4 separate regions of the Homo sapiens genome follow, and all the other regions are linked to region 1. The links are chromatin loops, found by intact Hi-C in ENCODE. Cell type or tissue: PC-9. All regions are shown on one strand.

Evidence for each region. Hi-C counts contacts between places; a loop is a spot of excess contacts. Peaks named below come from ENCODE experiments on the same cell type or tissue, not always from the same donor. Only the 100,000 strongest peaks of a DNase experiment are listed, where the experiment ranks them.
Region 2: it touches region 1 in a loop (9-fold over the local background); 69 of 110 quality-filtered maps call a loop at or near these places.
Region 3: a loop joins it to region 1, with 13 times the contacts of the local background. A loop is called at or near these places in 10 of 110 quality-filtered maps.
Region 4: it touches region 1 in a loop (14-fold over the local background); 101 of 110 quality-filtered maps call a loop at or near these places.

What each region holds. Positions count from the first base shown.
Region 1 is chr7:129,363,732-129,371,731 of GRCh38, forward strand. The region is part of intron 1 of AHCYL2 (adenosylhomocysteinase like 2); the gene reads left to right. It overlaps LOC107986847 (a long non-coding RNA gene), which reads right to left. Exons shown (of 3, transcript XR_007060518.1): 2 at 7,662-8,000; 3 at 4,293-5,163. Among named protein-coding and RNA genes, the nearest start is that of STRIP2, 67 kb to the right of the region's middle. In PC-9, CTCF peaks have their summits at 4,034 (motif pointing right) and 4,239; a DNase peak (open chromatin) is centred at 4,360; H3K4me3 peaks cover 2,916 bases; H3K27ac peaks cover 3,315 bases.
Region 2 is chr7:129,640,441-129,648,440 of GRCh38, forward strand. The region is part of intron 1 of NRF1 (nuclear respiratory factor 1); the gene reads left to right. Among named protein-coding and RNA genes, the nearest start is that of NRF1, 33 kb to the left of the region's middle. In PC-9, a CTCF peak has its summit at 4,364 (motif pointing left); DNase peaks (open chromatin) are centred at 4,381 and 7,371; H3K27ac peaks cover 1,140 bases.
Region 3 is chr7:129,429,394-129,437,393 of GRCh38, forward strand. AHCYL2 (adenosylhomocysteinase like 2) reads left to right here. Exons shown (of 17, transcript NM_015328.4): 17 at 1-818. STRIP2 (striatin interacting protein 2) reads left to right here and starts at 5,039. Exons shown (of 21, transcript NM_020704.3): 1 at 5,039-5,208. The coding sequence starts at 5,080. RefSeq lists a silencer at 4,919-5,398. In PC-9, no CTCF peak of the experiment used is centred here; a DNase peak (open chromatin) is centred at 4,948; H3K4me3 peaks cover 3,405 bases; H3K27ac peaks cover 998 bases.
Region 4 is chr7:129,469,184-129,477,183 of GRCh38, forward strand. It overlaps STRIP2 (striatin interacting protein 2), which reads left to right. Exons shown (of 21, transcript NM_020704.3): 18 at 1,466-1,532. Among named protein-coding and RNA genes, the nearest start is that of SMKR1, 29 kb to the right of the region's middle. RefSeq lists an enhancer at 656-1,195. In PC-9, a CTCF peak has its summit at 3,326 (motif pointing left); DNase peaks (open chromatin) are centred at 2,498 and 3,358; H3K27ac peaks cover 2,466 bases.

The DNA.
Region 1 (8,000 bases):
TTCACCATGTTGGCCAGGCTGGTATCAAACTCCTGGCCTTAAGTGATCCACCCGCCTCGGCCTCCCAAAGTGCTGGGATTACAGGCATGAGCTGTCATGCCTGGCCTATTTTATTTTTAATCTTGTTTCTCTAAAAGTCATTTTCTTCTGTGGTTTAACACTATCATGAAGGTTGTCATCTTCTATTTATTTAATAAATCATTACATAGAGAAAATAGGCTGGGCACGGTGGCTCATGTCTGTAATCCCAGCACTTTGGGAGGCCAAGGTGGGAGGATCACTTGAGGTGAACTCCTGGGAGTTCAAGACAAGCCTGAGCAACACAGTGAGACCGCTATCTCTACAAAAAATTCAAAAATGTGCCAGGTGTGGTGGTGCACACCTGTAGTCTCAGCTACTCAGGAGGTTGAGGTGGCAGGATCACTTGAGCCTGGGAGTTCAAGCAATGATCACATCACTGCACCTCAGCCTGGATGACATAGTGAGACCCTCTTAGGTTAGAATAGAATAGAATAGAATATTAATTTTTTTCTTTTACCTTAAAAACATTTTTTTTAACTTTTTATTATTTTTTAATTTTTGAGACGGAGTCTCACTCTGTCACCCAGGCTGGAGTGCAGTGGCGCGATCTCGGCTCACTGCAACCTCTTCCAAGTTCAAGCAATTCTCCTGCCTCAGCCTCCTGAGTTGCTGGGATTTTAGGCACGGGCCACTGCACCTGGCTAAGTTTTGCATTTTTAGTAGAGACGGGGTTTCACCACATTCACCAGGCTGGTCTCGATCTCCTGACTTCAGGTGATCTGCCCACCTCGGCCTCCCAAAGTGCTGGGATTACAGGCGTGAGCCACTGCGCCCAGCTTCTTTTACCTTTTCTTTTTTAAAATTATTATTGTTACCACACTAGTCTACACTATCAATATAATCTAGTAATTTTCTTATCACTGAAATATTCTAACGGTTGGGCTTCACTCTAGCCATAAAATAGACTTTTGGCCTTAATTTGTTCCTAAAAGTTTCATTATAATGCAGATCAAAATGGATTACAATGGGTGCAGATCGAGCAATGGAAAATGGATTATATATTCCTGCAGAGATAATATAATTAAGGACTAAAACCCTACTAAGGACTTCTCGTCAAATAAGTCATATAGGTGTAGTCAGTAATATAACTAAGCCTCATAAATATAAAACAGTGTTCCAAATTCTATAAAATGGACATAAACATATTGAATACATTGAGTATGCAAGTTGCCCCCAAAGTATAATTAAGAATACGTACAGCATACATAAATTTTAAATTTGGTAATTTCTTAAGCACCTACTATATCGCAGGTATTGTAGGCAAATCAAAGTAGGCTAAGCCCCTGAAGAGCCTGGAGACTAACAAGGGGTAGCACACATACATAGGAACTATAATTTGAGGAATGGTGAGAATAGTGATATAGCCAAAGAACAATATTAGATGAAGGGGAGATTCCTTTTTTAAGGTCAGGTTTCATGGTAGAACTATCATTCCTTTAAATATTTGAAAAAGTGAAGATAATGGAAGTGAAGGCAGAAACGAATGCATTTTGATTTGAGAAAATGACATGAGCAAAGGCATTGAGGTAGGAAAGAACACAGCATGATAATAACATAATTAAGAGCTACCATTAATTAACTCCTTAGAGTATGTACCCTTTTAAAATCCTTGCATCAGTCCTGTTAGGTAGGTAGCTCTTATTATTTCCACCATACAAATTGGAAATTGGAGTTATATAGAGAGGTCAAGTAAGTGGCAGAGGCAGGATTCTAACCTAACTCTGTCTGATTCCAAAACCAGTGTTCATGGTCACCATACTGTGTAGTCTTTACATTCAAGAAGTAGCAGATAATACAGTTTACCTGGAGGATAGAGTATATATATATATATATGGGTATGAAGTGGATTGTCTTCTGGGAAAGGATTTGTAGAGGGTTAAGAGGCAGTGAAAATGAACAGAAAGGGATAGATGAAAGGTTTGGTGGAGGAGGGCACAGAAATAATATCCAAGTGATTGTTCTGGGGACTGTGGGAAAAGGGGGAAATCAAAGGTGCCTGAGGTTTCATATATGGTTGCCTGAGGACAGTGGCATCACAAACACAAAAAGTGAGGAGAAGAAAGTGTTGTTTGGAGGGGGGCGGGAAAGGAAAGACAGCAATAATGTTGATTGTAGATGTGTTGCATTTAAAGCACAGATGAAATACACCATTGGCAATTTAGGTAACAGATGTGACTTCTCATTTTAAGAAGTCCTCTGGGTTTAAAGGAAGACAGAGGACAATAATTAGAGGTTGCTAGGAGCTAAGACTTTATCAGAGTTGACACTCTGACTTCAGTGGGCCTTATTTTCCCTGCATCTCATCACCCTGTGTCCTGACATCACTCAAGTCGCCTCAACTCCATAGCTCCTCTATGACCACAGCTTCCTTTACTTCTACCTCTGCTGTTCTTATTTCGCCTGCTCTCCACCCTCCCTGTGATCCCTTGATACGTCTGAATGCACCTGGTTCAACAGTCCCTGTTTTCACCTGCCTTTCTCTCCAGTCAAACCTCTGGCCATTCATTTGAATTCTGCCCTCTCTGGCATCTTACAGTACCTCTTCCATAGATATTACCTTCCTCTCCTCCATTCCAAATCCAAAGGACCATTCTCTTAAGTAATGAAGGCCTTACAGGGTGATGAACTGTGAACCCCAAACATCTGAGACAGGTCTCGGTTAATTTAGAAAGTATTTTGCCAAGGTTGGCCAGGCGTGCTGGCTCATGCCTGTAGTCCCAGCACTTTGGGAGGCTGAGGCAGGTGGATCACCTGAGGTCAGGAGTTTGAGACCAGCCTCAACATGGCGAAACCCTGTCTACTAAAAATACAAAGTTAGCCGGGCGTGGTGGTGCATGCCTGTAATCCCAGCTACTCGGGAGGCTGAGGCAGGAGAATTGCTTGAACCTGGGAGGCAGAGGTTGCGGTGAGCCGAGATCACGCCATTGCACTCCAGCCTGGGCAACAAGAGCAAAACTCTGTCTCAAAAAAAAAAAAAAAAGTTTATAGAAAGTTTATTTTGCCAAGATTGAGGATGTGCACTCATGACACAGCCTCAGGAGGTCCTGATGACATGTGCCCAAGGTGGTCAGAACACAGTTTGGTTTTATACATTTTAAGGGGACATGAGACATCAATCAACATATGTATGATGAACACTGGTTCAGTTTGGAAAGGCGAGACATCTGGAAGCAGGGAGGGGGCTTCCAGGTCATGGGTAGATAAGAGACAAATGGTTGCATTCTTTTGAGTTTTTGATTGGCCTCTTCAAAGTAGGCAATCAGATGTGCATTTATCTCAGTGAGCAGAGGGGTGATTTTGAATAGAATCGGAGGCAGGTTTGCCCTAAGCAGTTCCAGCTTGACTTTTCCCTTTGGCTTAGTGATTTTGGGGGCCCAAGATGTTTTCCTTTCACAGAGCCTATAATCATAATTATAATATTGTCACTGTTAGCTGTAGAGAAACTATCCTCTTCAATGGGAATTAACACTGTAAAGAGTCCTGGTCCTTAAAGGGACCAAAGCAGGCATATCTTGTTAGGCTTCCTTTGTGCCTGAAACCTGTGGTACTCTTATTGGATAATATACTCTAGGAATGAACTAAGCAGGTGAGATAGGCTAGCTTACCTTTTTTCTAGTTATGTCTTATTTCCAAAATTCTGAAGTGTGCAGCAAGGAGGGAGTTGGTATGGAGAGATAAAGCAGAAACAACTTCGGAGGTCCTTTAAGGTGATAGTGTACAGGGCTACTGCACTGGCATCCTGTTTCTTCCTGAAACCAGATCTGTGTGTAAAATCCAGCATTGGTTAGGGACTTTGAGGCAGCACTAGTCTTGGTTGGAAACCCTGGCTGTCCTCTAAACCTACACTGTGGTGGCTTCTGACTAGCCTCAGTGAAGTCACTTTGCAATCAGCACCTGTGTGTCTGTAGCTGCGGGCCCTGAGGCCTTCGTGTATGTAGCACAGGGAGCCAGCAGAGGGAGCTGTCGTCCCAGAACTTTCTTAGAGCTGCTAAGAAATTCTGATTTTGAAAAAGATCTTCCTAGGCTCCATCCGAACCTCCCATGCAATAAGACTCTAACTTGAGATATGCGAGAGTTTGGTGCCAGACCCCTGGTGTGAGCAGATGGGGAGCTTCTGCATAGCTGTTTAAACTTGAAAGCCCTAGGAGCTCTTGATTTCAAGGAAACGCCTGTTTACTGATCCAAATCAAGCAACTCTTGAGAAATGGGAGTGCCTTCCTGACCTCAGTCTTTATTGATCTTGGTATCCGCACCTCCAGTGACGTGTCCTGAAGGGTGGGAGAGAATTCACAAGTGCCTCACACACAGGGAAAGAAGGAAGTCCAACTATTGCTGCAGAAAGTCCCCACTGGGGAGGTGCGGGTAGAGTGTTTGGGTAGCATTAAAACAGTGAGTGCCCTGTGAGAAGCACAGTGCCTGGGTGCAGCACTTTGCATCAGCTCTGATTTTGAAATCAGACACAGAAGGCTTTGAAGCCGGCCAGTAAGGGGTTGTCAGGCAGTTGACTAATGCTCTTGATTTGAATCGGAGGCTGCTGTGAAAAGGGATGCAGCTTCTGCTAGCCACTGTGAACTTCTGAATCTCACTAGGGTTGGGTCTGCTTTGGGGCACTCAGATAACCCCAGTATTTCCAAACCAGCTTTCCCTTTTGCTTCAGGACATATCTTACCCAAGCCTGCACTATGGAGAAGTGGGACGGTAATGAGGGCACCTCAGCTTTTCACATGCCTGAGTGGATGGTGAGTTCACTGGTCGTTTTGTTTCTCCTTCTGTTTCTTGATAATGAGAGGCAACCATTTCTGACGGGTGACAAGGATCACCTCTGAGAAGCTCCTACCAAGATCCGTGGTTGGAAAAACAGTTATTACTCTACGTTCTGATTAGTTCCTAGGTACTAGGTCACCACTGTTTCTTAATTATCCACGAAGCTGGGAAAGGTGTGAGAGTTGCCTGGCCAGGGCTTGTTGCCTGGTCATCTCTGGTGGGCAGGGGCTTTCCTCCGGCTGCTGGTGTGATGTATGGGTTGTGTTTCCTGTGACTGTTTTGCACTTCTGTTTTCAACCTGATGCTTCATTTGTTTCTCTGGGGGTAAAGAAAAAGAACAATGAGGAGAAAAAACAAAAACAGAACTTACAGAAATGGTGCTCTCTGAAGTCTGCAAAGATTGCAAACATTTCTCCCCTCCCTGCCCGTATTTTTCCCTTCAGTCACAACATTTCCCTATTTCCCCCCCAGCTATCCTTTATATATATATTTCTCTATGGCAGGAACTGCAGCTCTCTTGGTACAGTTCTTCAGAATACCATGTTTGCCTGATCAGTAGTTTTACTAAAATGATAATAAGGACTTATTTGTTGATAAGAACTAGCATATAAACCTATTATATTGGATCGAATTTCAACTTTTAAAGACAATAACCATCCTTATGTTTCTAAATAGTTTCTTCTAGATTTAGCCTGATTTCTTACAGCCCACACAGGTTTATGTTTACAGATTTGTGTTTCCCCACTATGGAAAACTAGTTAGACTCTCTAAAACATATTTCAAGTTCTTTTTAGTGTTTATAGAATTATGGATTTGAAGAAATAACTATTGATAATGAGATAGAATATATAGTAGGCCTAACAAAGGCCCCCTGAGGAACTTACATTTCAACTCATTGTTACAACTATTTTTTATTGTTTTGGGGGAGGTTATTGCTGTTCTTCTTAATGTCGTTTCAGAACATTGTGTTCAGGTTTTTTTTTTTTTTTTTTTTGAAATGGAGTCTGGCTCTGTTGTCCAGGCTGGAGTGCAGTGGCGTGATCTCAGCTCACTGCAACCTCCGCTTCCTGGGTTCAAGTGATTCTCCTGTCTCAGCCTCCCAAGTAGCTGGGATTACAGGTGTGCACCACCATACCGGGTAATTTTTGTATTTTTGGTGGAGATGGGGTTTCACCATGTTGGCCAGGCTGGTCTTGAACTCCTGACCGTAGGTGATCCACCCAACTCGGCCTCCCACAGTGCTGGGATTACAGGTGTGAGCCACCACGCTCAGTCTTGTGTTCAATTTTAAAACATTTTGTGGAAAGAAAACCTATCCATCTACAAGCTTATTCCAAGTAACATAGTGTTTTAGAATTAATGGAAGGATTTATGTAATACTTCTGATTGGGTTGAGTTTTTTTGAATTTCTTGCTACTCACTAATAACAAGAAGAGGGAAAAAGAAATTTGGTTTTCTTAAGGGAAGGGCCACGTTAAGGTATCAAACTTTGGTATTTCTATAAAGGAATATTACAGAAGAATTCTACTGAACATTAGTGTGCCAACTCAGAATCAATCAAAGTTTTATAATAATTCTTATTTCTGTCATAGTCCTCACCGTCTTACAAGCTTAGCACATCCCCTCAAAGTTCAGTAGTGGCTCCTGCTGAACTTTCACCCATTTACCTTCTTTCTAGTTAATGTGAATGGGAAGACTGCCCTAAAGGAGTTGGTGTGACCACTGCATAAGGGATATGATCTAGGGCTTCCCAGCTTTTAGAAAACACTCTTTATTTAATAAAACACAGCTCTTTAGTGTTGTGTCTTGGTTGGTAAAAAATAAATAAAAAAATTTGCAGCCGGGTGCGGTGGCTCACGCCTGTAATCCCAGCACTTTGGGGGAGGCCAGGGCGGGCAGATCACGAGGTCAGGAGATCAAGATCATCCTGGCTAACACAGTGAAACCCGGTCTCTACTAAAAATACAAAAAATTAGCCGGGCGTGGTGGCGGGCGCCTATAGTCCCAGCTACTCTGGAGGCTGAGGCAGGAGAATAGCATGAACCCGGGAGGCAGAGCTTACAGTGAGCTGAGATCGCGCCACTGCACTCCAGCCTGGGCGACAGGGTGAGACTCCGTCTCAAAACAAACAAACAAAATAATAATTTAGAAAAGCACAGCTCTGCTCTGTTCTGTTTTTAATAAGGTATTACTCTCACTTAGGAATTTCTCAGCCATTCTCTCTTAAATAGCAGGAAAATACCTTTGCTCAGTATTTTGAACAGCAATAAAAAGGAATAGGGAGGAGCTAGTCTTCAATAACACGATTGTCTCATTTGCTAGCTTTTCTTTGCCAAAGACTTTTGAGGCTTTCTTTCAGATACCACGTAAGTCATTGACTCCTGACTTGGTCTGAAAGTACTTCATTAGGTTGCTACTGATAGCCACTTAGCCAAGAAAGCTAACCTCTGAGCACCCTCTAGTGTATTGCCGATGGATTTCCAGACCTTACTTGTAAAATGTTAAAGTGTCTTTTAATCCCCAAGAAAAAAACCGTTGCTCCAGCTCCCATGTTGGGCCAAAGTTTCAATTTAAAGTTTTAACGAGTGTCTTACTCATGTTCCCATTTACATATTAGTGTAATGAAATTTCCACTGAAACTATCCCTGCCACCAAAGGAAATATGAGAAGTCTCTCAAATCTTCTTTCAGGAGAAAAATTTAGCAGAGAAGGTATATTACAACATCTCCCTTTTGTTAAAAATCACCAGCAAAAAGGGACTTCATATCCCTCAGAGAATAGGACTCACACCACATATAACAGCTGACAGTACTCACATCTCTGATTTCCAGCAGGGAAATAAGCCGGGATGAAGCCTGAAGAACCCCAATCTCAAGAACTGACGAGGTAGACTTTCAAGGTTACGTTCCATCAATCACTGGAAAACTTCTCCTGGAGCCTCTGCTCCTCAGCTGTTTTCATGTGAAGGATTTTCTTAGCCCTGTTCAGACAGCTTTACTGCTGAAAGGTTGGGGAACACTTCCTTTTAAAGACTGTCTTTATTAATGTGTTTTACTTCCCCTGAGAGATCTTTAGTCCCTTCTGGTAGTAACCTCGACTGACATGCATGGAGATCAGCAATAACTTTTTCTGTGTTTCAACATTTTAATATTTCC
Region 2 (8,000 bases), 280 kb after region 1:
TCAAGGCTGCAGTGAGCCATGATTGCACCACTGCACTCCAGCCTAGGTGATTGAGTGAGACCCTGTCTCTTAAAAGACAAAACCCAAATTTACCGTACCCCCAGTAAAACCCAAATTTTGGCTTGAAGATTAATTAATTAATAGCTTAATTATTAAGCTATTAATACATAATAGCTTGCATTAGCAGTTAAGGAGCCCAAGCAAATAATGAGTGGAGACTGTGCTCGGGTACAAAGGGTGGGACTCTGATGGAGCAGCTGGAACACTTGATTGAGAAGCAGGAGATAGGGGTTCAAGTTTTGGATTTGCCACCAATTAGAGATGTGACTTTGGGTAACTCACTGGGTCTTTCTTGGTCACAATTTGGAAAATGAGAACATCAAACTAGTCTCCAAAGTCTTAAGCATTTTAGGTTTGCCTCTGGTTAAAGGAATGCTCTGTGGACAGTTGGATTTGACCAGTTATCAAGGTAAGATTATATCTTTGGGAACCAAAGTAAACAGTTCCAGATTTTTCAGCCAGTCTTCATCAGGGTGTTATTTGTACATCCTAACAAATCACAGAGCCGTGGAGACCTTATGATGAATAACCATAAGCCTCCTGGCTCTTCCCTTTTCTTGCCATCCCAGTCCTACTATCCAGAGACAGCCTTTAAAAACTTTTTCACTATTTCTGTTTTTAGCTTCACTTGTGGTTACTTCCATAAGCCTTAATAATGTGTTTAGACTTCTGTTCCTTGATTTATCAACTTTAGATGATACCTGTGAAGTTTTTGATGTGAAAAATGAGAATTTAACTCACTTTTTTACCCCTGTCATTATTTGATATTTATATTACTTTGAAAGTCATTTATTAATTATCTTTATAATTTTAAATGATAAACTTTAATTTTTTGATCCATCAACTTCCTGTAGGGCCTCTTAACTTGCCATTTTGGAAAATGGGATTGTAAATACCCCCTTCACGTCCCTCTTTTTATATTCTACCTTCTGATACCTGTACTCAACTTGCATATTGTCTAGGTTATAAAAGGTTAATATTTTTATTCTGTCTTCCATTCACCACCAAGTATTGTGTGCTTTCCTTTATATTTAGATTGCTGTTTTTATTGCATTCGCTTTCTCTGCCTGCTGTGAACATATGCAGAATCATAAGTGTACGATTACTCAAAATGTTTATGTCTTTTAAAAGCTAAGGAAATAATTTGGTATGTGCTTAAAGACTCAGCTTATTTTATTTTTATTTATTTATTTTTTTGAAATGGAATCTCGCTTTGTCACCCAGGCTGGAGTGCAGTGGTGTGATCTCGGCTCTCTGCAACTTCCACATCCCGGGTTCAAGCGATTCTACTGCCTCAGCCTCCCGAGTAGTTGGGACTACAGGTGCGTGCCACCACGCCCAGCTAATTTTTTGTATTTTTAGTAGAGATGGAGTTTCACCATGTTAGCCAGGATGGTCTCGATCTCCTGACCTTGTGATCCACCCGCCTCAGCCTCCCAAAGTGCTGAGATTACAGGTGTGAGCCACCGCACCCAGCCTAGCTTATTTTATTTTTTGAGACAGAGCCTCATTCTGTTGCCTAGGCTGGAGTGCAGTGGCACAACCTCGGCTCACTGCAACCTCCGCCTCCCAGGTTCCAGCAATTCTCCTGCCTCAGCCTCCCTAGTAGCTGGGATTACAGGCACTCGCCACCATGCCCAGCTAATTTTTTGTATTTTTTTTTAGTAGAGACAGGGTTTCACCCAGTTGGCCAGGCTGGTCTTGAACTCCTGACCTCAAGTTATATGCCCGCCTCAGCCTCCCAAAGTGCTGTGATTACAGACGTGAGCCACCGCGCCCAGCCAAGACTCAGCTTATTAAACCATTTATTTACTCATTATTCAAGAGATATTTATTGAATACTAGTTATCATTAACAGTGCTATTTATAATAGTGAGAAATTGGAAATAACCTAAATGACTTCAGAGGATTGGTAAACTAAACTACTGTATGTTCTTACAGGGAATGCTCTGTAGACATTTAAAAAAGATACAAAAATGTTAATAACATGGAATATTTTAATCTATATTAAGTGAAAAAATATTTGTAATACAGTATATACAATATAGGCTCATTTTTGTTTAAAAACAATGAAACAAAACCAACTGTATAAGAAACTAGCAGGGGAAATGCTGGAAGCATATACATAAAATAGTTAACTTGGTAATGTAGCTATCTCAGGTTACAGTGATTTGTGTTTATTTTTAATTCCCCTATATTTTCTCAGTTACCCCCAAAGAACACAAGTCACTTCTAAAAGAATACATTCTTTAAAAAATTTTTTTTTTTTTTTTTTTAAATGAGATAGGGTCCCATTGTTTTCCAGGCTGGAGTACAGTGGTGCAATCTCAAGTCACTGCAACTTCTGCCTCCTGGGCTCACTCCATCCTCCCACCTTAGCCTCCCAAGTAGCTGGGACTACAGGCATGCACTACCACACGCAGCTGGTTTTTGTATTTTTAGTAGAGATGGGGTTTCACCATTTCACCCAGGCTGAGAATACACTTTTTAAACTTAGAGATACAAAATTAGAATTGCCAGTCATAGGTTTTCTTGGAATACACATGCTACAATAATGTAGGAGTACCTGATAAGAATTCAGTAAATATTTGTTGAATGAAGGAGAGAATGATTGAATAGCAGAGATTCCTAGGTCTGTGGTATTGGCACTTAAATACTTTCATAATTTTATCCAGAAACAAATCCTTAGTTCAGTTATTTCAGAAGAAAAATCATGAATTGAGCTGTCCTGCAGAAGCTAGGAAATAGCTTTAACTGGCTGTTGGTTGTGTAGTGACAGATCCAGCAGAATTGAGCCCGCCACTGAAGCAGCCAGGCAACAATGCTGTTTCACAGTATGCAGGATCTGAATAAAAGTGTCCTTTGTGCTTATTTGAGACTGGGGGGCGGGACTTGTGGCAATTTACGTTATTTTTCCATAATGGAAATTGAGGCAGCCTCTAATCCTGCTATCACACATGGCAACTACTTATTTGATTTTTGGTAATTTGGGAGCAGCTGTGGACAAACAATTATTCTGCAAAAAGAGCCATGCCAGCTGCATTCTGACCCAGTTGCAAATGCTTGGGTAGACCAAACTTCCTATTCACCATCTTTCTAAACCAGGGATAGCTTTAACAACTCACCTGCTTTTTATTGATATGTGTAGCTTCTGGTAAGCGTCTACATATTTGAGAATGCACTCTCTAATGCTTTTTTATTGTTGTCACCAACCTTCACTAGGCACCTACTTCATTCAGGCAGTGTGCCAGACACAGGGTTGTAAGCTACAAGATGTTATACAGTGTGGATAGACTGCTTTCATTTTGACAGGTGGGTCAGCATTAGCTTTATTTTTAGTAGACTAAATGGCAGTGTAAAGAAAGAATCTGGTGTGGAGGCAGTTGGGAGCTGTGTTCCTTTGGTCCCCAGACTCCCCCTGAATCTGCTGTCTGCGCGTTCATTGATGTCCCCTTGCTATGCCATGTGCTTTCACAAGCCGTTGCTGCTGCCTGCAGTGCCCTTTTTTTCATTCTGGAGCCTGACGAGCTTCTGACTGTAGACTCTGTCATTTCCTTCAGGATGCCTGCCCCATGTCCTTGCAGTTTTGTCTTCTCTGTGCTCCCTTAACCCTTAGCAAATATCACTAGAATAGGATTTGTTTTTTAAATGGCGAAAGCCTACTTACTTAACTGTATTAATTCAGTCTTTCAGTATACACTTATTTATTTTTTAAGCTCTTATAACCCAGGGGCTTAGAGAGATGTTTCAGTAAAGAAACATAGGAAATTAGGTAGGTAGGGTCATCTATAATGAGTAAAAAGACAGCGTACTTTTGACTGTGAACGTCTGTAGGGCAAGGACAAAACGCTGACAATCTTTATTTCTGTCTCTATAGTGCTGAATTATCACAAGGGACAAATGGCCTGAATAATTGTATGAACCCACTCTATTAGAAATTACCTTCACACTGATAGATAATGGCCTGTGATAAGAAGCAAGTCAAAACTTTTTAGAATGTAGAACTGCACTGTTCAATATAGTAGCCACAAGCCACATATGGCCATTTAATATTAATTAAAATTAAACATTTAATTCCTTATGATCTCATGTGGTCAGTAGTCCACATGTCCAGCTACAGTTTTGGACAGCACACATTTAGAATATTTCCATCATTGCAGAAAGTTCTACCAGACAGTGCTAATCCAGAACCTATAAGAGAGTTGACATATTTTAAGCATTTGATGAAGTACATTGACTTAACTCTTCTCTATGGAAAGATGTTCCGGCAAGCCAAAATTCCCCATGCTGTCTTTACATTTTTTCCTTTGCTTGTGGCACCCTCTAGTGTTCTAGTAATACATAGTCTATTTATAATTTGAATAGAAGAAGATTGGAATATTTTGGAGAATTCTGTATGTGTAGCATTTTTCTAGGGAGGAGCTCTGTAGCTTTCACCCATCCCCAAGAAAGTTTATGATTCAAAAACGATTAAGAACTCTATGATAGAGGTATTTGTATGGTCAAAATTCCTAATGTGATCTGTAAACATTATTTCACCCAGTGTAAAAAAAAAAAAAAAAATCATGTAACTGTCCCTTCAACATTTCTTTGCTGTCCTCATCTTTGTACATGGAATAAGAATAAGTTACACTTATATAGCACTCACTATATACCATGTCCCCTTAAGCCCTTTTTCAAATAGTAATTCATTTTGTCCCCAGTAATTCTATGAAGTAGATTCTGTTATTTTCCTTCATTTGACAGATGTTACAACTAAGACAGAAAAAGTCAAATGAAACTTCTCCAAGTTGCTAGTAAGTGGCAGAGCAAGAAATGGAATACAGTATTCTGGTTCCAGAGTTTGTACCACCCCGCCGGAGAAGTGAGGATGTGTTTAAGTAGGCATGAGGTAGAATGGAGAGGAGACTCTCCAGACACTTGTACATGCTGAGCCCAGTTGTATAATAAGAAAAAAGAATGGTAACTCTAAATCGCTCTTTCCCATGCTGGAAATGATAGCCATTACCCACCACTGATTTTCAGTAGGTCTACGCAGTCCGCTAGGGAGTTAGGATGGTAGATAAAGGTCAAAGGTACCATTGCTACCACATTTTCTTTGGTTTCCAAAAACCTGATCTATTCATCGAGTAATATGACAAATTATTTTCTGTTTGTCAGTGTTATTTCTATGAAGAGACAGTATAGTACTATGATGTTGATTTTGAGGTTTGCAGGAATGTTAGACTTAAAGAGTAGGTCAGATAGACTCACAAACATAAGTTTGTGTTGATATCACCTACTTTCCTGTCTATGCTCCCTTCTCACTTCTAAGTGTCCCATTTCTGTCTGTGTGAAGCATTTTATTTTTATGTATTTATGTATTCTGAGATACAGTTTCACTTTGTTGCCCAGGCTGGAGTGCAGTGGCATCATCTCAACTCACTGCAGCCTCCGCCTCCCGGGTTCAAGCGATTCTCCTGCCTCAGCCTCCCGAGCAGCTGGGACTACAGGCGTGTACCACCACACCCGGCTGATTTTTGTATTTTTAGTAGAGACAGGGTTTCATCATGTTGGCCAGGCTGGTCTTGAACTTCTGACCTCAGCTGATCCACCTGCCTCCCAAGGTGTTAGGATTACAGGCGTGAGCCACCGCGCCAGGCCTGTGAGACATTTTATACTCTATAGCTTAGCATCTTTTTAATGATTCATTAAATTTGAGATTCATCAGTGTCTGAAAACAGAAACTCTAATTGTAGTCTTGTAAAAATGGGCTTCATTTTTTACATCACTTCTTTATTGAGGGTATGAGAATCCCGGATTGCTGCTTACCAGCACTGTATGAGTAATTTTGAATGCAAGTATGTATTTTCTTCTTTAAGTATTAATCGGGGCCTAGAAAACCATGTGTGGCATTTCAGATAATTTAATTCTGGGAACTGGGTACACAGGTGTTACAAGATGAAAGAGCACAAAAGACACTGGGGTAATCCAGATAGGAAGCACTACCACCCCTAGGTTTGGGGGAACAGAAGAGAAGAACCTGGAAGCTCAGAGAGGTCCTCCTGCAGCTGGTAATCTGATCTCCTAGTGGAATGCCATTCAGCTGGTACTCAACCACCAGGAGAGAAGAGGCACAGCTGGAGTTGGGAGGTGCAACACTCCTCTTGCTGGAGCAATGCTGATATTATAACAATGAAAACAGCAAAGAAATCCCTTCTTCTCTCCCCTTCCAGTCTCCCTAGGCAAAACCTAACAGGATACTGGCAGTAAAGTCTGGAAAACATGGTTGGCAGGCTCAGCCCCAGAGCGAGGAATAGTGCAACTCTGACAAGAATAGAAGACAGGGCTTGGAAGTGAGACGGAGAGAGAGAGATAAACAGCAAGCATAACCTTGTAGGAGAGTTACAGAAACTGTAACTGCCTGGGTGTAGCTTTAGTTATTAAAATGTGCAGCTGATTACCCACAATCATTTATCAAAGAGCACATTATGATAGATCTATTCATAGAGACTTTATGGACCCGAGCCCTGACTTCAGTGAGCTTACAGTATTTTCTTTTCTTTTTTTCTTCGAGATGGAGTCGCACCCTGTCGCCCAGGCTGGAGAATGCAGTGGCGCGATCTTGGCTCACTGCAACCTCCGCCTCCCGGGTTCAAGCAATTCTCCTGCCTCAGTCTCCAGAGTAGCTGGGATTACAGTCATGTGCCACCATGTCCGGCTAATTTTTTGTATCTTTAGTAGAGACGGGGTTTTACCATGTTGGCCCGGCTGACTCCAGACCTCGCGATCTGCCCGCCTCTGGCCTCTCGGGATTACGGGCATGAGCCACCATGCCTGGCGCTTACAGTATTTTCATAAAATCATCCACTCATCCCTAAGTCATTATGAAGTTGTGTGGTAAAGCTTTTTTTTCTTTTCTTGCTTTTTTTTTTTTTTTTGAGACAGAGTCTCGCTGTGTTGCCCAGGCTGGAGTGCAGTGGTGCGATCTTTGCTCACTGCAACCTCCGACTCCCAGGTTTAAGTGATTCTCCTGTCTCAGCCTCCAGAATAGCTGGAATTAAAGCCACCACCCCTGGCTAATTTTTGTATTTTTAGTAGAGATAGGGTTTCACCATGTTGGTCAGGCTAGTCTCAAACTTCTGACCTCGCGATCCCCCAGCCTTGGCCTCCCAAAGTGCTGGGATTACAGGCGTGAGCCACCACGCCCAGCCCAAAGCTTATTTTTCTTAAGCATTATATAAAAGCATCATTGTTAACTGGATTATCGTGTTATTAGTATTAAGGAATATTTACAAAGTTAACCTATTGGTATGAAAAATATTTGATTAGTCATACAATTTTGTTAGTTTTAGATGCCGCAAATTAGGAGTTTGTCTTCCTCAAGGCAAGGCCACTTCTAAACTTGAACTGTGCTGTTCTCAGTTCTTAACGTAAGAAGGGAGCTTTATTTATCTAGTGACAGTTTGCTCTAACATGTCATTTAATTTTAATTTTCAAAAGGATCAGTTTGGAAGACTATATCATAGCTATTTGTTTTTAAAGCTCATTTTGTTAAAAGTCAAAGTAATACATTCATATAATAAAAGATGAAATAGAAGGACTTACAATAAAAATCAATAGTCTTTTGCCACTCTTTCCCCATCCCGAGTCCCACTTTTCAGAGACAATTAGCTGTTTTTTGTTTATAGTTTAACTGTTTTGTTTATAGTATCATCAAACAGTAATGCCTCCATAACTCTAAATAATATGTCTATACCACTATTTCTTGATTTATCAAATGGGCATTATTGACTTTTTTTTTTTTTTTTTTTTTTTGAGAAGGAGTCTCGCTCTGTCGCCCAGGCTGGAGTGCAGTGGCACAATCTCGGCTCACTGCAAGCTCCGCCTCCCGGGTTCACGCCATTCTCCTGCCTCTGCCTCCCGAGTAGCTGGGACTACAGGTGCCCGCCACCACGCCC
Region 3 (8,000 bases), 66 kb after region 1:
TTACCTTAGATGCATCCTGGTTATCTGGAAGCATGGGAAAGAAGGCTACTTATCTCTTTGTATGTGGCTCCAGTCTGTGAGGATACATAACATTTTCTCTACAATGAATCTGTGCTAATATTTTGCCTTCTTTCTTTCTTTTCTTTTCACCCTTAGAGACAGGGTTTCACTATGTTGCCCAGGCTGGTCTCAAACTCCTGGGCTCAAGCAATCCTCCTGCCTCAGCTTCCTGAGTAGCTGGAACCACAGGTGTGTGCTACCGTGCCTGGCACTTTTTTGCCTTCTTAATGGAGATATTCAGTTTTCTTTTTTTCATTTAAACAAAGAAAAAAAATGTATCTACTCTACCTTCCCTCTGCTCTCCTCCCTCCCTATCCTACTTGCCCATATGAGCACGGCTCCCCATGGCCACATACTCCTGCAAAGCTTTTATGCTGCTTCGCTTTTCTCTAAACAGATCTGATATTGCTGCTCCTGTGGTTTTCTCAAAATTAACTTTGCCGTGGTTTTTAAAAAGGAATCAAAATGCATTGTTGCATTAAGCTTTTTCAATAAAGGAAAATTACGGAAGGAAAATAGGCAACACCAGCAAATTATATGTGGACAGGTTCTAAACTCTATATATACATATATATATATATATCTATATATCTATATACGTAATCATCTAGTTCTGTCATCTTACTGAAAGGAATAACACTTCTAAAGATCACCATTTCTGAGAAGTTCTTGGAAATCTTTATGTCTAAGTGATTGTATTAGATCAGCAATAATGACTATGTAATCTCAAAAAACAAATAAAATATTCTTAACATGGACTCTTAAGGGTATTTCTTGTTTCTGTGAACTAGAAATTCAGAGATGAGAGAGATCTCTGGGCAACAAACTAGAGATCCTGCTGTAGGGCAAGGATGTGAAAATGTTACCAATGGGCATGTTTGACCTTAGGATGTGAAAATGTTACCAATAGGCATGTTTGACCTTAGTTAATAAATATCATGTTCCCCTCCTACCAGCCAGCATACACGCGCATCCTGGCTGTGTGTGTAAAGAACCTGTCTTCTCAGAACCACCACCCTGGGGAGTCGAGGACTGTAGGCTTAACTCAGAGAAACTAAACCATAGTTCTAGGTCCCTGACTCCCTTTTAGTTGAAAAATGCAGGAAATCAGCATCCCCCAGTTTGGGACCAAAGGACCTTGATAACTAGGACCTGATTATATCCAGCCAAAGGGAAGAAAGAAGTGCATCAGGCAGAGATTTGTCTCTAAATCAAGTTGCCTGATTTAACCAAAGGATAATCCAATTGCCTATTCTTTCTCAACTGCCAGTAGGGTAACCATCTTTGGGTAGCTTTCTGATAGCCACCTTCTTTAGTTGACTACCTAAACTAGTTCTGCATCCTGTATGCAAGATGTTTTCTTTTCATAGCAGAATCTTCTGCCACTTTGGCTTCTGATTATTTAGATTAAGGGACACAGGGCTAGAATCGTCTGGGCAGTCAGTAATCCTCAAAATTAGTGCCATTCCAGTTAAGAGGAGGAGAATGCAGCAGCTAGCAATGAAGCCGGTCAGCTCAAAGGATTTGCTCCCCTGCAGTAGGGCTTGACTCCTCATTTGTGAAGGATGGAACCTTGGGTGCCTGGGTCTTTATTTCAGAATCATAGGGTAAGCCCAAGCTATCCACTGCTGCACAAGTTTCTCCACCTCACAATATTGTGCAAAAAAACTTGAACTTTAAAGCAGGCTAGCTTGGGTTTGAATCCCAGCTCTGCCATTTACAAGTTATGTAACTTAGTCAAATTACATAACCACTCACAGCCTCAATTTTCTTGCCTGTGAAATGGATACTGCTTATCTCCTAGGATAAGGATTTAATGAAGCGATATATAAAAAGTGCTGCTTATTTACAGAGCCTGGCACGCACTGCTGACTGCATACACATCATTCCTTGTCTCAATCTAGAGCCCTACAACCTCTGTTGCATCATTACACCCACACCTGCCCTTTATGGAGAGAGGAGGGTGTTCTATCCTTTTTTTACTAAATTATCCTAACTGCCTGATAGCCTCAAAAAGCAGGTACTTTAAAACTTACTGCGTCTTATTAAGCTTTCTCAGTGCCAGGTGCTATCCATTTAGTCAAGTATCTGACCTCTGTGGATTAAAGTGGAGTGCTTATATGGGGAAAAGGGTATATGTGATTCTTGTAACTACACCTATTTATACCTCCAACCCTCTGCTGGCAGCCTGAGTTTTGGGACAAGGGAAATTGGTAATGTAGGTTTTTTAATAACGTCAAATATAACAGCATTGGAGCCATCTCTGCAAGATGGAGAGACTTGACCAGCCTTGACTAGCTCCCAGGTATGGGTGCCTCTGTGGTGAATGGTATTGATGACTATGATGCCTTTGTTGACAAATAAGCTAAAATAAATTGAATGTGTGCCAATTCCATGGCCTGTAGTTTCAAAGTTTTCAGTTACTCTGTGGTTTCTTGTTACATCTTCCAGTTGTTTCCAGATATCTTCCTCCTTATTAGAAATTTTGAACGTCTGGGCCTATAGTGAGCACATAGGTGTCTGATCTTAGTAAAGGTATTCTATTTCGCTGAGATGTGGAAAAGATCATGGATTGAGGTCTCTCCTCGTGTTGACTCTATGCAATCTTCATAGCACCAGTTTTACACATTCCTTCTCTGAAATTAAAGCCAGATGGAGCCTCTAGGCTTAGCAAGTGGCTTTAGATAGCCACCAGAGGGGACTTGCAAGCTGTCCTCTATCCTACTCCCAAGATCAGTCTGCCCTTTCCCCTAGGAATAGGCAGGAAAAGAATAAAGCATCAAAACTGGCCACTCCTGTCTGCTACCACTGTTGGGATCCTGCCGATTGATTAGGCTCACAAAAGAATATGAAGTTCTGGGCCTGTTAACCTTAGGGCTCTGACTACTTAGGAGGAGAAGTACTGGGAAGAAGAGAGATAGAATAATGAATTCTTTCTATTAAGAAATCCCAATGGGCTGTGCTGTGGCAGGTTTACCACACTGAAGCAGTGATGAGCAAGGCGTGGGTTGTGAACTTTAAAGCAGGGTGTAAATTTTTAAGAGTTTAACAAATTATACCCTGAAAAAAATCCAAAGTCAAGTAGTTCAGGCCTTGAGCCAGGGACTTTCTTGGAAATTCATATCAATTCAGTTCTGTAAACGCCACACTCCCCACCCCCCACACCCAGCCCCCCGCCCCGAGACATTTTTGGTTGTCGCACTAGCGGGAGGATACTACTGGCATCTAGTGAAGAGAGGCCAGGTATTCTGCTAAGCATCCTACGATGCACAGGACAGCCCCCTACAATAAATATTCAGCCCCAATTGTCAATAGTACAGAGACTGTGAAACGCTGCGTTAAACGTACATAAATTAGGGGCATACAAAAATGAGCTAAATTTGGTCTTACTCGCTAGGAGCCTATATGTGGGTGGGGAGAGGAGTGGGACTGGAAGAGGAAAAGGAAGATGTGAAGGTACAGTAAGGAGATATTGGACCAGGGTGAGAAAACCCAAAAAGCTCCAAAGAGTGCTCTCAAACTTGCCTTGTTCTGTCGCCTATGAACTGGCAAAGGGAAAAGTGAGAGAGAGAGAGAGATGTTAAGAAAGGGACAGGGTTGTCCCTAAGGTATGGGAAGGTGGAGTAATTCCTCTAGGCCCTTTGCTTTGGGTATATCGTGGAAAATGTTAGGATTTTGGATCTAGGCAGAACTGGTTTGACACCAACACAACCTGAATGAGTTGAGGGCTAAAAGGAAAGCTTTGTGGAGGAGGAGGAGGTGACAACTAACTAGAATCTTTATGAGAGAAAAGGAATCAACCAGGAGAACAGAAGACAGTCTCCTCCAGAGAACAGCATAGGCAAGACCCTGAGACAAGATAGAATATGATACCTTGGAAACCGCAGGGAGGAATCTGCAAGTGCCGGTTTCTTCATCAGTAACATTGGATTCGTAAAAACACCCTGTCGGGGAGAGGTATGATGTGATATTTGGAAAGCGCTTACTGCAGTGCCTGGCACCAAGCTCAGTTCAACAATCCCCCAGACCCTTCCTAAAGCAACCAGGCTGGGGACAGCGATTTGGTCCCACCTGTTCCCCTGAGCCTACGTCTTTGGGGCTTCTATTACCAAGCCAGACTGTCTAAATATTTACTACAAGCTACTTTTTAAATTCAGGAGAGGGCAGATCAAACAGCCTCTTTTGCCCCCAGTAACAATGAGCCCTTAGGAAGCATCTAAGAGAGAGGAAGGAAAGAAAGGACTGGCGAGCAGGTGAGGGTGGGGGCTTGCTCTACCCTCAACATTTACACACCATGAGGAAGAGGCCCCCTACAGCAGAGAAGGGCAGATGACAGGAGCAGCCCTCGAGGGCACCACCAATTTCAGTGATGGAAAAACTCCCCCATCCCACCCTTAGACCTCCAGTCTCCCAGCCAAGCCCTAGCTCCGGGCGAGATGCGTTCTCTTCAGAAAAACGCTGAGAATTCTCAGCTTCCAGAGACAGCGAGTCCCTCGTTTCGGGCGATGTCCCTGGCCACCTGGCGGTGCCATCCCTCCCCTGAGACTAAGCGGGATATGGGACGTGTGCAGGAGCCGGGATATGGGGGGCCGGGTCGGTGGTAACAGGGAAACGGAGACTGCTGTGGAGCAGTAGGCGGAGACTAGAGCTCCGGAAAAGGTCGCTACAGGGACGGGGGTGAGAGCTGAGAGACACCGAGTGAGGAGCACAGAGATAACCCGCCTGATCTCAAGGCCCAGCTTTCGCGAGGTGTGGAGCCTGTAGCTAACCTAGGAGTCTCCGTCCGCCAGCAATGCCGCAGGACTAAAAAGATCCCCTCAAAAATCTCTTCATTGAGCCCCCACCTCCTCGAGTCCCGCTCCGGCCGGTCGAGCAGCCAATCGCCTCGCGGGGCGGGGTTGCGGCGAGCTGCCGTAACCAATAGAGGTGGAGGGGGCGGGGCCTGGCTCCCGGCGCGCGGCGGTAGGGTCGCCTCCGGCAAAGCGAGCTGAACCCTGAGGGGAGCCGCTGACCAGCAGCATGGAGGACCCCGCCGCGCCTGGGACCGGGGGCCCGCCCGCAAATGGCAATGGCAACGGCGGCGGCAAAGGGAAGCAGGCGGCGCCCAAGGGCCGCGAAGCGTTCCGAAGCCAGCGGCGGGAGTCAGAGGTGAGGAGCCCGGAAAGCTTCGGCTGGGGCCCGGAGACGCCCGCCGGCGGGAAGCGGCGGCTGAGGTGATTCGGCCTCGGCCCCGGAGCCCTCGGCGCGCTCGATCAGCCCCGCGCAGTGGGCGCCTGCGGGGTCCTAGCGGCTGAACTCTGGGCTCTTTGGCCCGGACCAGTGTCCGCCCGTCTCCTGCCGCGGGTTGGGGGCTTTCTAGCCCTCTGGCTTTCCCCCGCTGCGCGAAGATGAGCGCGGTATTGAGCGGACCAGATACTTTCCAAATATTTATCTCACTTAATCGCTGCAGCCCCCTGAAGCAGAAATTCCGATCCCAGTTTATAGACGGGGGAACAGGAGCGGAGAGGTTAAGTGACTGGCTTGAGGGGTGGGAGGCTGGAGCTCAGCCGCAGGAAAGCAGGATTGGCGAGTGGGGCAACCGCAGTCCCCCTCCCAGGCTGCCTGCGGCGGGCCCCTGGGCCAGCCGAGGGACTTCTGCCCGTTCCCTGCCCGTCCCCTTCCCCCCGTAAGTCTTAGGCCGTTTCGGGAGCGCCTTCCGCGGACATCAGGCCCCTGCCTGTGAGGGCTGAGCGAGACGGGATTCAGGCAGGGGCAGTCCTGGAGTGGCTATCTGGAGGGAGCAGTCGCAGGATACAGATAGGAGTGTGAATATTTCGATCTCTTCCTCCTCTCCTGAAAAAAGAAACCCTATCTATGAAGATGAAAGCGTTGAATTATTATCACTTCCCTATCCCCTCATTGAGGCAGTTCCCATCAGTTGGATCTGAGCGGGGATCAGAATAGACGACAAAATATCAGATGTGGCAGGGTCTGCAGATATCATCTGGTATAACCCTTTCATTTTACAGACCTAAAAAAAAGAGGAGTGACTTGCCCAAGATCAGACATCTGGCATAGTTGGTGGTCAAGAACACCAGACTTTGGAGTAGTCAGACCAGGTTTTGACTCCTAGCCCTATCATTTACTACCTGTGTGATTTTCGGCACATTACGGAACCTCTCTGAGCTCCAGTTTCTTCATCTGTAAGATGAGATTAACACTGCCTACCTCAGAAGGTTGTGATAAAGTCAAAATGAGATAATTGACTATAAAATGTTTGGCACAGTGCAGGCACAATGCATGTAATTAGTCAGTACATAGTAACTCTTAGTATATTGCTATCATCATCATCATCATCATCATCAAGTGGCAGAGCTGGTACTAGAAACCAGGTTTTTGGCATCCCAGACCTTGCCTTACCATTTGAATAGCATTTCAGTTTCCAAAGTGATTTCATGTATGCTTTACATTTTGATGTAGGTAGAGTAGGAGGAATCCATTCATTTTTTTTCAAGGTAGAAATGGAGATGAAAAGACTGGCCCAAAGTCACCACCTTGCAGAGGCAGAGAGCTCAGCCCTCCTGTCTTGCTAGATGATACCCGCCACATCATCTCCCTCCCTACTTCAAGATGAGTCTGGTCTTTTAGGGCACCCTGTACCTCCTTCCCCCACAGAGACATTGTTCTCGTTCAAATGTTTTTTTGGGGAGATGAGCCATTCATTAATTCAACAATTATTTATCGAGGACTTTCTGCCAGCCACTGTTTTAGGTGCCAGGGATATATCAGTGAACAAGATAGGGTCTTCGCCCATGGGGAGACAAATTGTGAGTAAATAAATAAAATAATTTCAGAATGATATGTTCTATGGGGGGAATAAAAGTCTCTGCCTGGGTCTCCCTTCTAAAGTTGCAATCTGTTCCCCACCTGTCAAGTCTTCTTCAGGCAAAGGCTCTGAGAGTACAGTCCTTTGCTTTTGCCAGTACTTTGCAGTGTCCAGAGACTCGAAAGCTTTCCACCTGCACCGCGGTTTACCTGCTGATTGTCTGCAGCTGCACTCTTCATGCCTGGAAATGAACAACTGCTGCGATCATCTCTATCTGGGCTCATTGCCTGCCAAAAGCCTGGCTGGAAAGATTAGCTTTCCTCTACCTTCTGCTGCAGCAGGACTCCTTTTACCTGCCAGTACATCCCCTATTACCACAGTACCCAGGTGCCAGATCTGCTTTTCTTCTCTCCCTCTTTTTGCTTTCCTGTGGAAGGCAGTCCTTAGAGGAGATGGGATTTTTTTCCTCTCTAGGGCTTTTAGAAAATCACTAGAAGAGAATTACTGTGGCACAAGTCAAGAGAGCCTCATCGTGTATCACTGTTTATGGAAGCACTGTTGACCTACCTTCTCCCACTGGCTTAGTGTGTGAACATCCCAACCTAAAAAGGAAGCTAAAGAATAATTGTTTGCTTAATAAGAAGAGTCTTAACCTAATAAAAGGATTCACCTCAGACCTCTTTTAGCCAGATCTGGTTTATTGATCTCAAACTCCTTGACAAAGTTTTAACTGGTCTGTGGTAAAATGAGGAAAATTCAGGTCATCGAAGTGAGTTTTTCTAAAAATTTAGTTCAATATATTAAATTTAAGAATGTATACAATTTAAAACAGTGTTTTTCAAACTGCTATAGGGGGCAACCTGTTAATTGAGGCTAAAATTTTTATTTTAAGAAATAAAGCCAGCATGATGGCTCATGCCTATTATCCCAGCACTTTGGGAGACTGAGGCAGGTGGGTAGCTTCAGCCAGGAATTCGAGACAAGCCTGGGAAATGTAGGCAGACCCCATCTCTACAAATAAATAAAAAATAAAAAAGATTTAGCCAGGCATGATGGTGCGCGCCTGTTGTCCCAGCTGCTCAGGAGGCTGAATCACTTAAGTCTAGGAGGTTGAGGCCGCAGTGAGCTGTGATCA
Region 4 (8,000 bases), 110 kb after region 1:
TCCATTTGGTTCAGTTTGGAGTTGGAAGAGTGGTAGCAACAGACTACACCTTTTGCTAAGGTTGGCCTGAACAAGATGATCCTCTTATGCACCATCTGTAAGTTTTACTTTTGAATGATCTCTGAGAACTTGGAGATCACAGCTCATTATTGCAGAATTTTCTCATGGCTCTTAACAATCTAGATGTTCTAGATACTTGTAAATTAATTTTATGCCCCCTTAGGCTAGATTTCAATTCACTAAGAGAATGGAACAAATCTATCTTTGATTTCCCACCCCCATTTCCTGGTCGCCGGCAACTACTTTGCCATAGGGCTTTGTCAGTGGGAGGTGGGTGGATAGGTGGATGAGCCAGCCAAGAATGTTCATCCTAATGGAGCAGTACAGAACTGGCAACCCTGGGAAAATCCAATAGAGTGAATCAAGATGATGAACAACATTACAGGTAGTTTGACACTGCCCTCTCCCAAGCTGACCCTTCTCCTCTCCTACCCTGGTCCCCCAGGTTATCTTGGACAAAGGTAAACATTTCTGGCCAAATAAATTGTTGCCTTTTACTTGTATAGAAGTTTTGACTTTTAAAATGTAGAGACAGGTTCATTATAGCAGTGTGAACTTGTCGTCGTCAAAGCCACTGCTTTGCCAACATCCTTTATCCATTTCCAGCTGCACTAGTTCAGATAGGTTGGTGTTCAAAACCTCATGGAACATCAGAACCAGAAGGGGCATTAGAGATTAGCTAGTCCAGATTCTGTATTGTGTCAGTGAAGAAGGGAGAAGAGGAAAGAGACAGCTGTCATTTATTTTGTAACTATGTCCTTGTCATAATGCAATGCCTTATTTCCCCTCCTAACTCATGCCTGCTTCCCTGGGCTCACTACAGAGCTGTAGCTTGCAGTCCCCCACTGTCAGCTATTACCATTCTTGAGTTACTAGATTAGCCTTTCTATAGGAAACTGCCCCTGTCTCAAGCTTCCTTTAGGAGTGGCTTCTGTAATCATTCCCCAGAGCTCCCAGCTTTCAGAAAGATCTGGTGAGAGACACAGGAGGATCATTTCATCCTCCCATCCTCAGATTGTTATCCAGTGGGATGGGTTTGGGCAGTGTCTGTGGGAGCAGTTATATTCACACATACAGTTAAATGCAGAAACACAAATGCACTCAAGTTTACATGTTCCTTTAAAGAAGCAAGGAGTGCTAAGAAAAGAGGCTCTCTTTCTGCTTTCTTTTGCATCTACCAGATGGGTGCCAGCCTCAAAGAACTCATTGGTTCCTCTCATGACAGGAAAGGAGACTGGAGCTAGAGTTGCCTGGCACCAGAGCCCTCATTTCAGCTGAGGTCACTAAGCAATTTGGGAAATGGATAGGGGCTGCTGGAGAGAAATAACTCCTGCCCTTTCCAGATACAGCCAATTCCTGCTGTTGCCATTTACCTAAAGCCTGTCCTTATCTCTGCATCTTACAGCATCTCAGTCCTGGATTATCCTTGCTGTACCATCCAGGATTTGCCGGAGCTTACTACTGAAAGTCTGGTAAGCAGATGGGGATTTGGTAGCCTTTGAAATTGCTAGGTAGCACAGGTTGGCATTTGCTCTTTCATTTCTTCTCCAACCCCTTAATGCCCTGGTTTGAGAGTCTCAGATCAATGAAGGTATATTGGCAAGAGCAGAGATGCAGCAGGGGTTTAGAGTTGCTGACCCAGTTGAGAAAGATTTGGAAAAGTTTAGCGTAGCATTTTTCAGAGAAGAGGAAACAGCCAGTGAAAAACACTAAGGAGGAAAAGGAATTTAGAAACATAATGGGACCGAAATTGAGCGTGAATATCTATGCTAAATGCAGGACAATCTCTTCTGGTCTAGCACAAATAATTATCTGTCTTCTTTCTGCTGTGCTACAGGGAGTTCACTTCTTATTTTCATATAGGTAATAAAACCTAGCAAGCAATGTGTACTTGAGAAAATACTTTGTCTAAGTCTCTCGGAGGCAAAAGTCTATATAGCCACAAAAGGATAGCCCAGAAAGTTTCTCATCTTGAAAACAGCTCTAGGCAAATCAGAAAAGTCACTCACGGTTATTCTTAATTCCATGAAACTGACTGAACAACAGCCATACTGAAGATGAGGTATCTACCTCATCATGTATTGCCATAGCTCCTTAGATAAGCCACAATCCATACCTCCAGCCTGTTGCATTGTAATTATGCATTTGTGTCTGTTTCTTAATTTGACTGTAGAATCCTTGAATGAAGAGGTAGTATAATCATTTTTATATCCTTAGAGTCTAGCACTTTGTCTGGTACATTGAAGAGCTCAATAAATGTCAAATGATTGAATCATGGCATGCACCAATGGTTACTACAACCCTTTGTCCTCCAATTGTAATTCCTGCAAAATGTTGAGTCAGAAAAGTATATTATGCAAAAATAGAATGACAATCTCTGTGGTACAGGTTTTATAGAACCATGGGATTCTTGGCTGGAGGGGACTTAAGAGCCATTTGATCCAACCCCCTTATTTCAAAGATGAGAAACCTGAAGGCCCAGTGAATGAAGTGACTTGTCATGGTTTACTCCTCATAGGTGACAGAGCCTGAATCAGACATGAGTCAAAAGACCCATGTCCTGAGACACCAACCTAGCACCCTTTTTTACCACTGGGATAGAGAGATTCCCTGGTCTTATTTAGATGTGGCCTCAGCAGCCAAAGAAGTTGGAAGCTTTTTATTCCTACAGAGAAGTAATAAATTGTCTAACCCTCTCTATGTTATTTATGATGCTATTCAGTCTTTTTTCAAGTTTTTTATTAAAAAAAATTTTTTTTACCCACACTACAGAGATGTAGCTATTAAATCGTTAAAACAACTCTATGAGGTTAGTATTACTATTTTATAGATGGAGAAGTTAAATAGCTACCAGTTGAAAGTGGAAGTCAGGGTAGAGAGACATGTATCCCCTGCCATTCAGAGTTGGAATGAAGAATACATTTTCCACAGAAACAGTGGTACACAGTAGCATTAAAATTCTGCTATTAGTAGGGCATTTCAGAAGATAAAGTCAACTTTTATGGCCTGAATTTATTTCTTCCTATAATGTGTTTTTTATTTTCAGTTCCAACCCCATTGGTTCATATATAGGAATTGATAGGAACCACACTTTCACATCTCTCCCAATTGACCTTTGGGATATGTGCATAAAATTACTGAAATGAAGTGAACATAATAATTTATTATGTTTTCTAAGAAGATTTTAATATTATTCAGAGTGAAAGCATGTATTTATTCTTCCTGAAAAATAGTCATGCTAAGTATTTTACTACTTTGTGTGAAGCAATAGTGGCACCTGGTGGTTTCATTTAGTAACCACAGACTTTTTGTTTTGCTTGAATTTTGAATGAGCCCAGTCATGGGCTGCAATAACTAGTGAGTCTATTCCACATAGGTCCTCAGTATGGTTTATCTAAACTGGTGACTTCTGTGCTCAGAAAAACACTAATGTTCATATGAGTAAGATATATCTGTTTTTTTCAGGCTTAACAAATTGCAAGCACAGAAAATGTACTGGCTATTTGAATATATAGAATTTTCTTTTCTTTTCCTTTTTTTTTTTTTTTTTTTTTTTTTTTTGAGACAGAGTCTTGTGCTGTCACCCAGGCTGGAATGCAGTGGTGTGATCTCAGCTCACTGAAACCTCTGCCTCGTGAGTCCAAGTGATTTTCCTGCCTCAGCCTTCTGAGTAGCGGGGACTACAGGCACGTGCCACCATGCCCAGCTAATTTTTGTATTTTTAGTAGAGACAGGCTTTCATCATGTTGGCCAGGCTGGTCTCGAACTCCTGGTCTCAGATGATCCACCTGCCTCAGCCTCCCAAAGTGCTGGGATTATAGGCATGAGCCACAACGAATGGCTATAGGATTTTCTTTAAGTAACTTTTGAAGTTTTTTTCCTGATATTAAAATAAATATACGTATTGCAGAAAACTGGAGAAACAGAAAAGTATGAGGAAGAAAAATACTCTTATGCCACCTACATATAGCCACTGTTAATATTTTGCTGCAATTATATATATATTCACTCATATATAAACACATTAACAAAACTAAGACTTTATACATAGATATTTCATTTGACAGCAAAATTTAAATGTTCACAATATCATTTTATTAAACATTCTAGAGGACAATTTTTTTCTTTCTTTTTTGAAGACAGGGTCTTGCTTTGTCACCCAGGCTGGAGTGCAGTGCACTCGGCCTGAAGCACGGCCCATCGCAGCCTCAAGCTCCTGGGCTGAAGTGATCCTCCCACCTTCCCAAGTAGCTGGGTGTAGGTGGGACCACAGACATGCTACCATGCCAGGCTAATTTTTGTATTTTTTGTAGAGACGGGGTCTTTGTGTTGCCCAAGCTGATCTTGAACTCCTGGGCTCAAGCAATCTGCCCTCCTTGGCCTCCCAAATTGCTGGGATTACAGGTGTCAGCCACCATGCCCAGCTGAGGACATAATTTTAATTTCTTTAAATTTTTTATTTATTTTTTATTTTTATTTATTTATTTTTTTTGAGATGGAGTCTCGCTCTGTCGGCCAGGCTGGAGTGCAGTGGCGCCATCTTGGCTCACTGCAACCTCTGCCTCCCGGGTTCAAGCGATTCTTCTGCCTCAGCCTTCCGAGTAGCTGGGATTACAGGCACATGCCACCACGCCTGGCTAATTTTTTGTATTTTTAGTAGAGACAGTGTTGTACTGTGTTAGCCAGGATGGTCTCAATTTCCTGACCTGGTGATCCGCCCACCTCAGCCTCCCAAAGTGTTGGGATTACAGGCGTGAGCCACTGCACGCAGCCCAGGACATAATTTTTAATAGTTACACATAATATTCCACTATTTAGTTTCAAAAAGGATTCTGTGCTGTTGACATTTATTTATGTTTTCCTTGTGTAACTCCAAAACAAACATCCTTGCATGCAAATCTTTTATTTTTTTTTTTTGAGACAGGGTCTCGAAGTTGCTCAGGCTTGAGTGCAGTGGTGTGATCACAGCTCACTGCAGTCTTGACCTCCCAGGGTCAAATGATCCTTCCACCTCAGCCACCCAAGTAGCTAGGACTACAGGCACATGCCACTATGCTTGGCTAATTTTTAAATTAAAAAAAAATTTTTTTAGAGATAAAATCTCCCTAGAGACAGAATCTCCCTATTTTGTCCAGACTGGTCTCAAATTCTTGGGCTTAGTGATCCTCCTGCCTTGGCCTCTCAAAGTGCTGGGATTACAGGTGTGAGCCACAATGCCCAGCTGCACATGAATCTTTGATTATTTCCTTTAGATTCCTAGAAGTGGAATTATTGGGCTGAAGTAGTCTTTTTTTTTGAGACAGTCGCCCAGACTGGAGTGCAGTGGCGCAATCTCTGCTCACTGCAGCCTCCACCTCCCAGGTTCAAGCGATTCTCCTGCCTCAACCTCCCAAGTAGCTGGGATTACAGGTGTGTGCCATTACTGCCCAGCTAATTTTTGTACTTTTTAGTGGAAGCAGAGTTTCACCATGTTGGCCAGGCTGGTCTTGAACTCCTGACCACAAATGATCCACCTGCCTCAGCCTCCCAAAGTGCTGGGATTATAGGCCTGAGCCACCGCTGGGCTGAGGTAGTCTTGATTTATATTTTTTCAGTTTTCTGAATTTGAACTGAATTCATTTCAACTTTATATGAAACTCTAAACAGCATGATGAACATGAAATAAAGGTGAGCTAATGGCATATTAATTTCTGAAGTATTCCCATTTTGTCAAACTAATTAGCTCTTAGATAGGCCATCTTCACCAATATACTAAGTAGTTTCCCCTCCCACCTGGTACAGGAAGTTTAAAAATTTGTGTATCTCCAAATGTCGGTATTCATATTCAATCCACTAAACTAGGAAAAAATTGAAATAAAATTCCAAACTTAAATGAAGGATGGTGAACGTATGATTATGTGGAAGTTAAGTGTGGTCTTTGAAAGGAGGTTGCTGGAGAAGGCAGTGGATGTGGGCTCAGTATGTATTTTGCAATGCTTAGCATCTGAATGGTTGTTGAGAGCAGTGGTATGAAATGTAGGCTGTGCAAGGAAATGCTTTGGGGGATGGAAAATATTAAATATTTTATATGTATTATATTGATATCTTTTTATTTTTTTATTTTTTATTTATTTTTTTTATTGATCATTCTTGGGTGTTTCTCGCAGAGGGGGATTTGGCAGGGTCACAGGACAACAGTGGAGGGAAGGTCAGCAGACAAACAAGTGAACAAAGGTCTCTGGTTTTCTAGGCAGAGGACCCTGGGGCCTTCCGCAGTGTTTGTATCCCTGGGTACTTGAGATTAGGGAGTGGTGATGACTCTTTTTTTTTCTTTTTTTTTTTTTTCTTTTTATTTTTTTTTATTGATCATTCTTGGGTGTTTCTCGCATAGGGGGATTTGGCAGGGTCATAGGACAATAGTGGAGGGAAGTTCAGCAGATAAACAAGTGAACAAAGGTCTCTGGTTTTCCTAGGCAGAGGACCCTGCGGCCTACCGCAGTGTTTGTGTCCCTGGGTACTTGAGATTAGGGAGTGGTGATGACTCTTAACGAGCATGCTGCCTTCAAGCATCTGTTTAACAAAGCACATCTTGCACCGCCCTTAATCCATTTAACCCTGAGTGGACACAGCACATGTTTCAGAGAGCACCGGGTTGGGGGCAAGGTCATAGATCAACAGCATCCCAAGGCAGAAGAATTTCTCCTAGTACAGAACGAAATGGAGTCTCCCATGCCCGCCTCTTTCTACACAGACACAGCAACAATCTGATTTCCCCATCTTTTCCCCACATTTCCCCCCTCTCTATTGGACAAAACCGCCATCGTCGTCATGGCCCGCTCCCAATGAGCTGTTGGGTACACCTCCCAGAGGGGGTGGCGGCCGGGCAGAGGGGCTCCCCACTTCCCAGAAGGGGTGGCCAGGCAGAGGTGCCCCCCTCCTCCCGGACGGGGCGGCTGGCCGGGCGGGGGCTGCCCCCCACCTCCCTCCCGGACGGGGCGGCTGGCCGGGCGGGGGCTGCCCCCCACCTCCCTCCCGGGCGGGGCGGCTGCCGGGCAGAGACGCTCCTCACTTCCCAGATGCGGCGGCTGCCGGGCGGAGGGGCTCCTCACTTCTCAGACGGGGCGGCTGCCGGGCGGAGGGGCTCCTCACTTCTCAGACGGGGCGGCTGCCGGGCGGAGGGGCTCCTCACTTCTCAGACGGGGCGGCTGCCGGGCGGAGGGGCTCCTCACTTCTCAGATGGGGCGGCTGCCGGGCGGAGGGGCTCCTCACTTCTCAGATGGGGCGGCCAGGCAGAGACGCTCCTCAGCTCCCAGACAGGGTCGCGGCCGGGCAGAGGCACTCCTCACATCCCAGACGGGGCGGAGGGGCAGAGGTGCTCCCCACATCTCACGATGGGCGGCCGGGCAGAGACGCTCCTCACTTCCTAGACTGGATGGCGGCCGGGAAGAGGCACTCCTCACTTCCCAGACTGGGCAGCCGGGCAGAGGGGCTCCTTGCATCCCAGACGATGGGCAGCCGGGCAGAGACGCTCTTCACTTCCCAGACGGGGTGGCGGCCGGGCAGAGGCTGCAATCTCGGCACTTTGGGAGGCCAAGGCAGGCGGCTGGGAGGTGGAGGTTGTAGCTAGCCGAGATCACGCCACTGCACTCCAGCCTGGGCAACATTGAGCACTGAGTGAACGAGACTCCGTCTGCAATCCCGGCACCTCGGGAGACCGAGGCTGGCAGATCACTCGCGGTTAGGAGCTGGAGACCAGCCCGGCCAACACAGCGAAACCCCGTCTCCACCAAAAAAATACGAAAACCAGTCAGGCGTGGCGGCGCGCGCCTGCAATCGCAGGCACTCGGCAGGCTGAGGCAGGAGAATCAGGCAGGGAGGTTGCAGTGAGCGGAGATGGCAGCAGTACAGTCCAGCTTCCGCTCGGCATCAGAGGGAGACCGTGGAAAGAGGGAGAGGGAGAC